Linked DNA regions of Homo sapiens: region 2 is linked to region 1. The links are chromatin loops, found by intact Hi-C in ENCODE. Cell type or tissue: PC-3. All regions are shown on one strand. Each heading gives the region's core, and the rest is flanking DNA. Links, peaks and the distances in the headings are about the cores only. Region 1 holds the start of STARD13 (StAR related lipid transfer domain containing 13). Region 2 has its middle 110 kb from the start of LINC02344.

The links. Hi-C counts contacts between places; a loop is a spot of excess contacts. Peaks named below come from ENCODE experiments on the same cell type or tissue, not always from the same donor. Only the 100,000 strongest peaks of a DNase experiment are listed, where the experiment ranks them.
Region 2: a loop joins it to region 1, with 2.2 times the contacts of the local background. A loop is called at or near these places in 4 of 110 quality-filtered maps.

The regions. Positions count from the first base shown.
Region 1 is chr13:33,283,910-33,289,296 of GRCh38, forward strand. STARD13 (StAR related lipid transfer domain containing 13) reads right to left here and starts at 1,846. Exons shown (of 14, transcript NM_178006.4): 1 at 1,561-1,846. The coding sequence starts at 1,729. RefSeq lists enhancers at 1,949-2,008, 2,019-2,148. In PC-3, for the core only: a CTCF peak has its summit at 2,014; DNase peaks (open chromatin) are centred at 1,332 and 1,932; H3K4me3 peaks cover 2,717 bases; H3K27ac peaks cover 2,717 bases.
Region 2 is chr13:33,438,452-33,443,838 of GRCh38, forward strand. It overlaps a transcript of STARD13 not described here. Among named protein-coding and RNA genes, the nearest start is that of LINC02344, 110 kb to the left of the region's middle. In PC-3, for the core only: CTCF peaks have their summits at 2,781 (motif pointing left) and 2,987; a DNase peak (open chromatin) is centred at 2,750.

The DNA of each region.
Region 1 (5,387 bases), core at 122-5,121:
TCTGCAAAGCAATTTCAGCTAGTTCTCTGCAATATTTCTCATATGATATGCATGCTGAGGAACATTTATATCTTGTAGATGATAGCGCATCATTAAGCCTCGGTGTTCATAAAGATGATGGCATTTGGAAAGGCACCATTGTCAGAAATTTCTAAAACCAAAGTGGAGCTGGTTTTTATTCTAAGCCTAAAGTATTTTTAAATCTAGCCACAGGGAAATAATTACTTTTGTTTCTATTCAATCAAGACCTGGACACAGAGTTTATGCAATGACATAATATCCTTCCTGAAATCAGACCAGCATGTAGGAAGGACCAGCATCCTTCACACATAACTAGTTCCTGAACCTTTACAAACAAATCCTAATTTCCAAGGAAACAATCTCATCAAATGCTGCCCGCTAGAATACATATTGTTCTTTCTGGAAACATTACAATAAGATTTTCATGATTACAAACCCCAACTTCCTCTTTAATATTCAATATAATCTTAAACTCATTTATTTAAGTGGAAACTGTATTTTTATAATGGCTCTAAAAATTCCTGGTTAACTTATTTAGCACCAATATAATAATTTCTTTTTTTGTTGTGTAGGAGGAGGGTGATCATTAACTGACTGTCAACGTGTGTTAGGGGCTTCTTAGGAACGGCTCTAAAAATTCCTGGTTAACTTATTTAGCACCAATATAATAATTTCTTTTTTGTAGTCTAGGAGGAGGGTGATCATTAACTGACTGTAAACGTGTGTGTTAGGGGCTTCTTAGGAATGTTCGTCTTTCTGCTTTCTACTGATATACCCTATAAGGAGCATGTTTTAAATTTTTTTTTTTTTTGAGACTGGTAAATTTTAGTAATGTCCAGACTTCCAGGCTGGTATTTTGAGGGGCTGGGAATAAAAAGAATATCAAGCAGCTTATAATCAATATTCTCTTCTCTTTGCATTAGGAAGCTGGAGTTTTGTGTGCAGGTTACGGGATTTGTTTTGAGATGAACGAACACCTTAATTCTCTACCAGGAAAACAATATTAACACATCTGTGGCAACTGCTGACATAAACATACAAACAGGAAGAGAATGCGATTCTAGTGCTTAGCCTGGTGGCCTTTAGAACAGAATTCTTGCTTTCCTCCTCTTCACTAAGGATATTCGAAATACTCTGGGCAGGGTGGACATTAGTCCCTCGCCTCCTCCCTAATGAAATAAACAAGTGTCCACATTTTAAATGTGACGGAGTGTGAGGAAACTGCAGAAAAGCTCCTAAGATACACACTGAGTAACAGTTCTCATCTGTTCTGTAGACACACGTCAGTTTGGGAATTTATGATTCACTGTCCCACCGTGAAGTTTTTTGTGCACTTTATGTTGAGCTATGTGGCAGCTAAGGACTGTCCTGTTTGCTGAAAACTGCAGCCTAAAGTTATTTTTCAAAGTTACGGGTAGTGTGGCATAGAAATCCATATGTTATAAAGTGGAAACAAACAAACAAAAAAAACTGGGTTAGCATGAAATAGAGCCAACAGAAATCAGAATGAGCAACAGCCTTCCACTGCCGGCCACTCACCTTGTTGAATTTTAGTCACTAGCTGATGGCGTGCTAGAATCCGGCTCATCCTGTAAGGAGAGCGTCTTGTAGTCTGATCAAATCGCAAGTACATCTCCTGGCCCTCAGGTGTCATGGAATTTAGGTAGTAGCAGCCTGAGGCTGGGGTCCTGGGCACCTGACTGAACATCTCGGCAGATTTCCTATTGCCACCTCAGTCTGCCTGTGGCTGTTGCCGTCTGTCTCCAGTCTCAGTCAAAGAGCAAGGCACCCAGCCCAGGACAGCTCAACAGACCCAGCGATTTTTAAAAAGAAAGAGGAGTGCCAAAGCCACAACTCAGAATTCCAACCCCCGGGGCCCTCACGTGACCTCGGGAACCAATGAGAGGAAGAGAGGAAAATGGGAACGTTTGCAGTCAGCCCTAAGCCCCGACCAGAGGCAGTTCCAGCCGCCAGGGTCCCTCACACAACGCTGAAAGCAAAATACACGTATTTGACGTGCCTCAGAGCTGACGAAGCACCCAAAAGCAGCCCTCACTAAAGGAGTCGAAAGAAAAAGAGAGAGGGAAGGGCAAAACAAGTAGAAGACAAACAAGTCCAGGGCTCAGGAAACTTTTCAGCCTGTCAAAGTTAGAGAAAGCTCCTTCGCTTTCTACAGGGCAGCAGCAGCCAGGTAAAAGATGGACCTGATAAATCTCTTAAATTTAAAAAACACAACACAACAAAAAAAAACTACTTCAAACAAGCATCAACAGCTGAGCGTAAGCCACCACCTTCATTATCAAGAAACAACTCAAATAAAAACTTTTCCAGTGAAAAATAAACTTCAAGGGCTTTAACACCAGGAGTGAATACACCACAGATCCTGACCCTCACGTGATGGGAATTGGAGGGCTCTTACAGATAAGACTCAGAGAGGCAAAGTACACACGCGTTACGTATTAAGCATCCTTTCCTCTTTGATTTCTCTACTTCCCCAATTTTTAATCACCTAGAGGTAAAATACTTAGAAGGTGCCTATCACATTTAAGACACTGAATCATTTAAGACAAGAATCACTGCAGAAGTTGCAAAGGTACTTCAAAGATACTGTCATCAACCTGCTAAGGACCCATTGAGAAGTTATACAAAAGCTTCTAACATGAGGCCATATATATGTCTCAAAAAGGACGCAAACACAATGCTAGGTGAGCAATATTATTTTTGACTGGGGTGATGATTGCAAGCCAGATAGAGAAAGAGACATTTGGATAGGCTTTTTAAAATGGGGGGAATTCTGATAGGCAGAGGCTGGGGAGGGCTTTGCAAGAGACTGTAGGTACCCATGTGTGCAGATCCAGAACCAGAGTATATGGTTTAAGCAAACTGCTAGTAATTCAGTTTGGCCATATCTGAGTGTGTGTGTATATATATACGTGTATATATATATGTGTGTATATATATGTGTATATATGTGTGTATATATATACATACACACACTGAGTGACATATATGTATATGTCATTATAATTTTCCCTGTTTTTCTTCTTTAACATTGTTTGATGTGAAGAGAAAAAGTCCACAGAAAACATGTTATCAAATTCTGAGCCTGGGGCTGAAAGAATAAAGTTCTTTGATACAAAAAGTATATGACCAAGTTGCTTCTACATTTGGCTGACGGAAACATAGCCTGGCTGGGAATTTATAGTCTAATAATGAGAAATTATTTCTACATTATTTCCAAATTAAAAGTTTAACAGGATTTAAATTAGGACTTTGATTCTTCTTACTCTGGCTCTCCGAGGCCCATAAGCCTTAACAACTTTCCCTGAGGGAATTGTTGCTAGCCTGATTCTGAGAAGCAGCTCGTCTTGTATAACTGTCCCGCTATGAGAATAAACAAGTTAAGCACGATCTCTGCAGCCCAGCATGTGACAATTGCCTACTACCTCACGTAGTTGGTAATTGTCAGCCTCTTCGGGTGGTTACACAAGAGTCATCATGTCTTTGTTTTCAGGTTGGCTTCATGGCAGGAAGGGAAAGAAAGATCTATGGGGCCATACTGTGCACTTTCCATTCTTATTTAGGATTTGAGCAGCAGTTTTTCTGTTCCATAGCATCGTCTGTGGAAGGTGAAAGGGATCTGAGACCTAAGGAACTGCTCGGCAGAAGCTCGAATGGAGAAAGGTCGAGCACCATATTGCAAAGTTGGCTGCCTGGAAGGTTCATGAGCCCAGCTCAGTCCGCACCGGTGGCCGTCCAATTAAGGTGCTTGCATCAGCTGCTTTGTGCACGTGCTTTCGGCTTGATGGTCCAACACTGGGAGCATCTGTGTCATAACTTTTTGTTCAAGGCAGACACTTGGTGGTTATCACTTTTTTACTGGAAGAGAATGGAAGGAGGGTGGAGAGAGAAAGAAGAGGGGAGCATGGGACTTGAGAACATTGAACATGTTCTGGGAAACCAAGTAAAGGTGAGGAAAAGGTAAAAAGGTAAAGGTGAGGAAAAAATACGTAGCTTTTTATAGCTTTGGAGAGCACTTAAAGATAGACCGGCCATTTCCAATGCCAACCTTGCAGTTCATTGCTGACTTGGCTGCATTCTATTATGAAAACAAGTGGAATGATTCTTCCTGAGAAGGATTGCAGTGTGTCAAGGCGAGGTTACTAGATAAAACAATAACAACGACAATAAAACTTACATTGTCTCCTTTTTGCATAGTCATGAATGTGTTGAAAGTGCTGGGGTGTCTGGTTCTGAAAACATTAAGATCATAAGTTTGTATTTATGACTACATATAATATTTCATTAAAATAATCTTAGCAATAAAGAGCAAGAATTGAATTTATTTATTTATTTTTAAGATGGTGCCTCACTCTGTCTCCCAGGCTGGATTGCAGTGGCGCAATCATAGTTCACTGTAGTCTCCAACTCCTGGGCTCAAGTGATTCTCTTGCCTCAGCCTCCCAAGTAGCTGAGACTCCAGGTGCACACCATCACACCTGGCCAATTAAAAAAAAAAAAGTTGTAGAGATGGGGGTCTCTCTTTGCTTCCTAAGCTGATGGCAAACTCCTGGCTTCCAGCATTTCTCCTGCCTCAGCTTCCCAAAGTGGTAGGATTACAGGCGTGACCAATCACACTTGGCCCTACATTTTTTTTTTTAAAAAAAGGGAATTTTTATTCCCTAATTAAAAAAAAAAAGCCAACTTAGAATGAAGCCTCATTTTTTCAAAAAATCAGCCAGCATTTTAATAAGGGGCTCTAGGAAGGATCACATATCAACATTTGGTTTTCTGTATGCATATACAGGGCCGCTAAAGTTTTATTTCATAGTTCAAGTAGTATCTATAAATTCATGTACCTGCTCACCATGTTTTTGTCATTTTGTATTTCCAAGGTACTATATTTAAAGCAAATATGTAACATTATTTTCTCATTAGCATGTCATTAGTACCTTGTTTTATGCTAAAGTATTGCCATTGCTATGAAACTTGTATTTTTTAAATAAATTCTTTTTTGTGATCATATAGTCCCCGTGTTAGAAGAATTACCACTGGGGTAGACAGGTCTGTTGTATTAGAATCAAGAAGTGGCTAGTTCTCTCTCTGGCTTTTCCTTTACAGGCAACTGAGAGAGCTGGTCCTCTTCTCCAGTGAGTGCATGAAGTCCTATGGAATCAAAGAGGGAGAGAGTGCCCAAATCACAAGCATCTTCCAGGACTGACACCATATCTCTTCCTCTCTAATTCCTTTAAAAATGAGGAAAACAGATGGCACTTGTGTTCAGTTTTCACCTACTTTTCTTCCCTCCTAATCTGCTCATCAATTGTGATCTTCAGTAAGACTATTTCAGGAGTGAGATAAACAGA
Region 2 (5,387 bases), core at 293-5,292, 150 kb after region 1:
CTTAGCTGCCAGGTGGTTGAGGGTTATATATAGTTGAAGTCCCAAATATAAAAGTGGTCATGGACAAAAATTATGCATAGTTGATGCTACAAGCATTTCTCAGAATGGCAAGAACAAATTCTGCTTGGTTGTTTAGTGGGAGAGCTGATAGGTTCGGCACACTCACTAAAGACATTTTCCTGACAAAGTTCTAGCCAGTCATTTTTGCCTGGAGGCCCAGTGTAAAGGCCTCCTTGCAAATCTCCCCAAGAGCTGAAGAACAGCAGATGACTATATCCCAGAGATCCAATGCTCATCCTAAGCATAAGTGAAGCTGAGATCTTGGGTGTCTGAATAATGAACTGAAACTGGTTCTCAGCAGATTATAGAAAAATGAGTGTATAAAAATGGAAATAATGCTGGCACCAATGCAGATAAGGGTAGCATCAGACTATTGCTTTTAGAGGCATTATTTGACAAGATACTTCAAAATTGGGCTTTAAAGATATAAACTCAGAGAAAAGTGTTAACTTTCAAGTCTAGCAATACGCTATCTACAAGATATGAAGAATACATGCAGTGGAATCACATAAAGGGCTTTGAAGGGGTTCCTTTCTATGTATAAGCATGTAAATGACCGTATGAAGTGAGGACTGATATGGAGATTTCAGAATGTCTTATCCATAATGACTATTCAAATGAAAAGTACAACAACAGCTGCTAAAGAGTTGGTAAGAAGTGGTGATTCAAGATTGGTTAGCTGTTAGTTTACATAGTCATTAAAATAAGATTCCACAAATAAAGCTGCCAAGTATTCAGATTTATACAGAACATTTCCAAATACAAAAGCTATACAAATAAACCACTACCCTCATATATGCCTTATTTTCAAGAGGCCTTACCTTCGAAGCAGATGTTTCAGTAAAGGTGCAATCTTTTATTTAATTCCTATTTAACTTACAAGGTACATTTCAAGATAAAGACTGGTTATGCAAAGCAACTTCTTTCTGTGTAAAATCAACTTTACAAAATGGAGATAAACTCAGCAGCATGGCTGCATGAGGACCAGAGAAAACCCAATGAACTTTTCCAATTTTCAAAATGCAGGTCAAATTCTGATTTAACATCATACTGTATCCATCAACTTTGCATCCATGATTCAGCAACACTTATGGCATGTTTAAATTTATAGGGATGAGGCAAAGCTCTCCAAACAACTTTTATACATAAACAGGAAAACATTTTCTCAGGGAGACTTACCCACTCTTTCTTTGGGTCTGTTATCAGAGAGCACCTGTAAAAAAACAGTATCACTCTTAATATCTCAAAATTATACCACTTTTGTGAAGAATATTGAGTTTGAGACAAAAAATAAGATTGTAAAATTAGAATCAAATGGCCTCCAGAAATGAAAATAAAATGCCAACTGAGGCATGAAGATTGAATGATTTTAGGAACTACACAAATCATCAGGAATCATAAAAGTCATCAAAATACTCATTCATGGGGAAGACGCATTAAATGTATTTTTCTCTGACTTAAGTAAAGATTTATACAATACAGGCCTTGTGCAGTGGCTCATGCCTGTAATCCCAGCAATTCAGCAGGCCTAGGTGGGAGTTCCAGGCTTGAGCCGAGGAGTTCGAAATCAGACTGGGCAACATAGCGAGACACCCTGCTCTACAAAAAAATTTTAAAATTAGCCGAGCATGGTGGCATGTGCCTGTAGTCTCAGCTACTTGGAAGGCTAAGGTGGGAGGATCTCTTGAGCCTGGGAGGCAGAGGTTGCAGTGAACCGTGATCGTGTCACTGCACTCCAGCCTGGGCGACAGAACGAGGCAAAAAAAAAAAAAAAAGATTTACATGATACCATGTGTCTATTTAGTAACTGAGAAGAAGACTAAAGTCTAGTTTTAATCCACTGCTCCAGGGCCCTGGTGCCACCAATAGTCTCCTTAGTGCTAAAGCCAGGCCCTGCGTCACTGTGTCTCTCAGTGACATCACAGGCCCTAACTCAGCTGACTACTCCTTCCTTCTGCAACTTTATCCTTCTGGCCTTCTGAATCCCATGCTGTCCCTGCTGTCTTTTCTACCCCTCTGCTTGTTCCGTATCATTTTCTTGGTGGGCTCTCCTTTTGCTTGTGCCCTTCTTATATGCTGATTTCATTTACTTAAGTTTTATTTTGTCTTGTTAGGGATGGGTGCTGGCCCTTCTTCCCTTCTCACTTTGCACCTTCTTCCAGGGTGATCTCATGTACTTTCCATCCATATTCTGATAACCTTCAGGTTTAGATCTCCAACTTAGGTCTCTTTCCTTGAGCTCCAGGAAAACAGCGATTTTTTTTTTTTTTTTTTTTTTTTTTAAGATAGAGTCTCACTCTGTCACCCAAGGCCAGGCTGGTCTCGAACTCCTGAACTCAAGTGATCCGCCCACCTCGGCCTCTCAAAGTGCTGGGATTACAGGCATGAGCCACCGTGACTGGCCAAGAACAAACTGTTGATTGCACATTTGCCTTTGGACATTTCACATCAGACACCTCAAACTCTGTGTCCAAAACTCAACGTCCTCTCCTCCCCTCCCACCTCCTCCTCCACCTCCTTGTCCACACACACATACAGATCCCCTGTCTATGTTCCCTCTGTCTTGGTGAATGGTGTTTCCATCTACCTGTTTGCTCAAATCAGAAACTCAAAGATCACCCATGACTCCTTCCTGTCCTCACTACATCCTGCTGAAGCCTACTTCCAAATGTTGCTTGAATCCATCTGCTTCTTTTCATCCCTGCTGCCACCTCCTGGGCAACATTCAGGTAATACCTAGAAAATTGCAATAGTTTCCTAACTTCTTAGTCCGATTCTAGTCTTAATTCTCTCCAATCTATATTCTCAGCCAGTGTGATTCCTTCAAAATCAATGTGATCACTTCAATCTTCTTAAAATCCTTCAATGATTCCTCATTACTCTAAGAATAAATACAGTTTTGTGGTTAAGATAATATGTTTAGCAATCAGAAAGACAGTTCCTAGCCATATGACCTTAAAAAAGTGACCACATTTCTCTAAGCCTCATTTCCTCATCAGTAAAATGGGGTTGCTTTGAGGAGTAAGTACAAAAATTCAGGGGATGTCCTGAGCCCCAAGTGTAGCAGAGAAAAGGTATACAGTAAATATTGGTTGATTATTGTGAAGGAAATTCGGAAAAACAGATGCTTACGATTATTAACTTTTTCAAAGTATCAGGTACACAGTATTCTACAAGAGTCAGTCAGGAAAGAGGCAAAATGATGATGCAGTTAAAGCTTTGTCCTTGATACCACAGTTCCTTCCCATCCCATTGTTTGTGTTTCTCCCTATATTCTACGCCTGTGCTCATACTTGCCCCGGGAAAAAGCAAATCCACAAAAGAGTTGGTAAGTGACAATAAGATCCACTTTTCCCAAGGATATTCACATATGAAAGGGACATCATTTGACAATAAACACCAATAAAAGAACTTCATTTCATTTTAATAAATGGTGCAACTTCAGACATTTGTGACACACAGAGGAGAAAAGATCCCTCCATATTTTTAAACTAATATCAGTGGTTCTGACTTGGTCTGGAAGCAAATATATTTAATGACTATTTGACCTGGAATAAGAAACAGAGTAAACTTAGAAAGTAAAATAAGCTGTGTTACTTGAACATAATAAAACATTAAGCATTATTCTCTAAATACAATAATGTTCTGACAATCATGTAAATTAGAAATAACCCAGTAGAATTCTTCCATTTCAGCTGTTTAAAAATTCTCACTTACGAACTAAGAGCAATTGCTGCCGAAAAATTTAAGCCTCACGGCTTGAAAAGGAAACAAAACACAGAAGTATGCTTTCTCAGCCACACCTTGAGATGGAGTGCTAACAGAGCTACTCATACATTAATAATAATAATAATAAATAATCCTTGGCACAATAACTGAAAGTCAGATTACTTGATTTCAAAATAAATCAATGCAACCCAACTGAAATAGGAATTCCAGAGAGAATATTTGACAAAAGTATGGCCAAGTATTATCTTGTCCTAAATGTAGAATATTTAAAAGGTAAACAGAGTTTGAATTTGATGAATATATGAATGTATACAGAATAGGAACATTTCAAGTGCGAGGTATCATGATGAGATAAAAGGAGAAACTAATTATCTGAAATTAAAGCAACAAAAGTTAGTGTTTTGAAAAATGAAAAATATTTGAAAAATATTACTGAAGTTCAAAGATGTTAGAGATATTAAAAATGAGCCCCTCATGTATCTACCATTTTAGTAGTACATGAAACATTAGAAGCAGAGGCATAGGGGCCCTCATTTCCCAGGAAAATTGATGAGGCAAAAAATGAATACATAACACCCATTTTCCATAATATATTAATTGTAAAACATTCATAAATGTGATGGTGAACATATTCTTCTTTATGGATTATATAGCAATATTTTAACATAATAATCTTCACTTAAAATCACAGGATGCCAGGGGCCAGGGCAAGAAGGAATAGGGAGTTATTGATTAATTGGTACAGAGTTCAGTTTTACAAGATGAAGAGTTCTGGAGATGGACAGTGGGGTTGGTTGCATAACAATCTGAATGTTCTTAATACCACTGAACTGTACACTTAAAAATGGTTAGGATGGGCTGGGCGCAGTGGCTCACCCCTGTAATCCCAGCACTTTGGGAGGACGAGGCGGGCGGATCACAAGGTCAGGAGATGAGACCATCCTGGCTAACACGGTGAAGACCCGTCTCTACTAAAAATACAAAAAATTAGCCAGGCGTGGTGGCAGGTGCCTGTAGTTCCAGCTACTCGGGAGGCTGAGGCAGGAGAATGCCTTGAACCCAGGAGGTGGAGCTTGCAGTGAGCCAAGATAGTGCCACTGCACTCTAGCCTGGGCAACAAAGCGAGATTCTGTCTCAAAAAAAAAAAAAAAATTGGTTAGGATGATAAATTTTATGTTAAGTGAATTTCATAACAATTAATAAAAAGGGTCCCCCCCCCAAAAAAAAAACACTAGAAGCACACACTCTATTGCAACCCCGTATATTGAACCTCCTGCTGCTTCCTACTTCAAACCCCTCTGTTTGGAAATCCAAATAGAAACTCTTTAGAACTTAGCAATATAACACATTAAGAGGATGTCTCGGCCATGTGTGGTGGCTCACGCCTGTAATCCCAGCACTTTCGGAGGCCAAGGTGGGTGGATCACTAGGTCAGGAGTTCAAGACCAGCGTGGCCAACATGATGAAACCCCGTCTCTACTGAAAATACAAAAATTAGCTGGACGTGGTGATGTGCACCTGTAATCCCAGCTACTTGGGAGGCTGAGGCAGGAGAATCATTTGGACCCAGGAGATGGAGGCTGCAGTGAGCTGAGCCG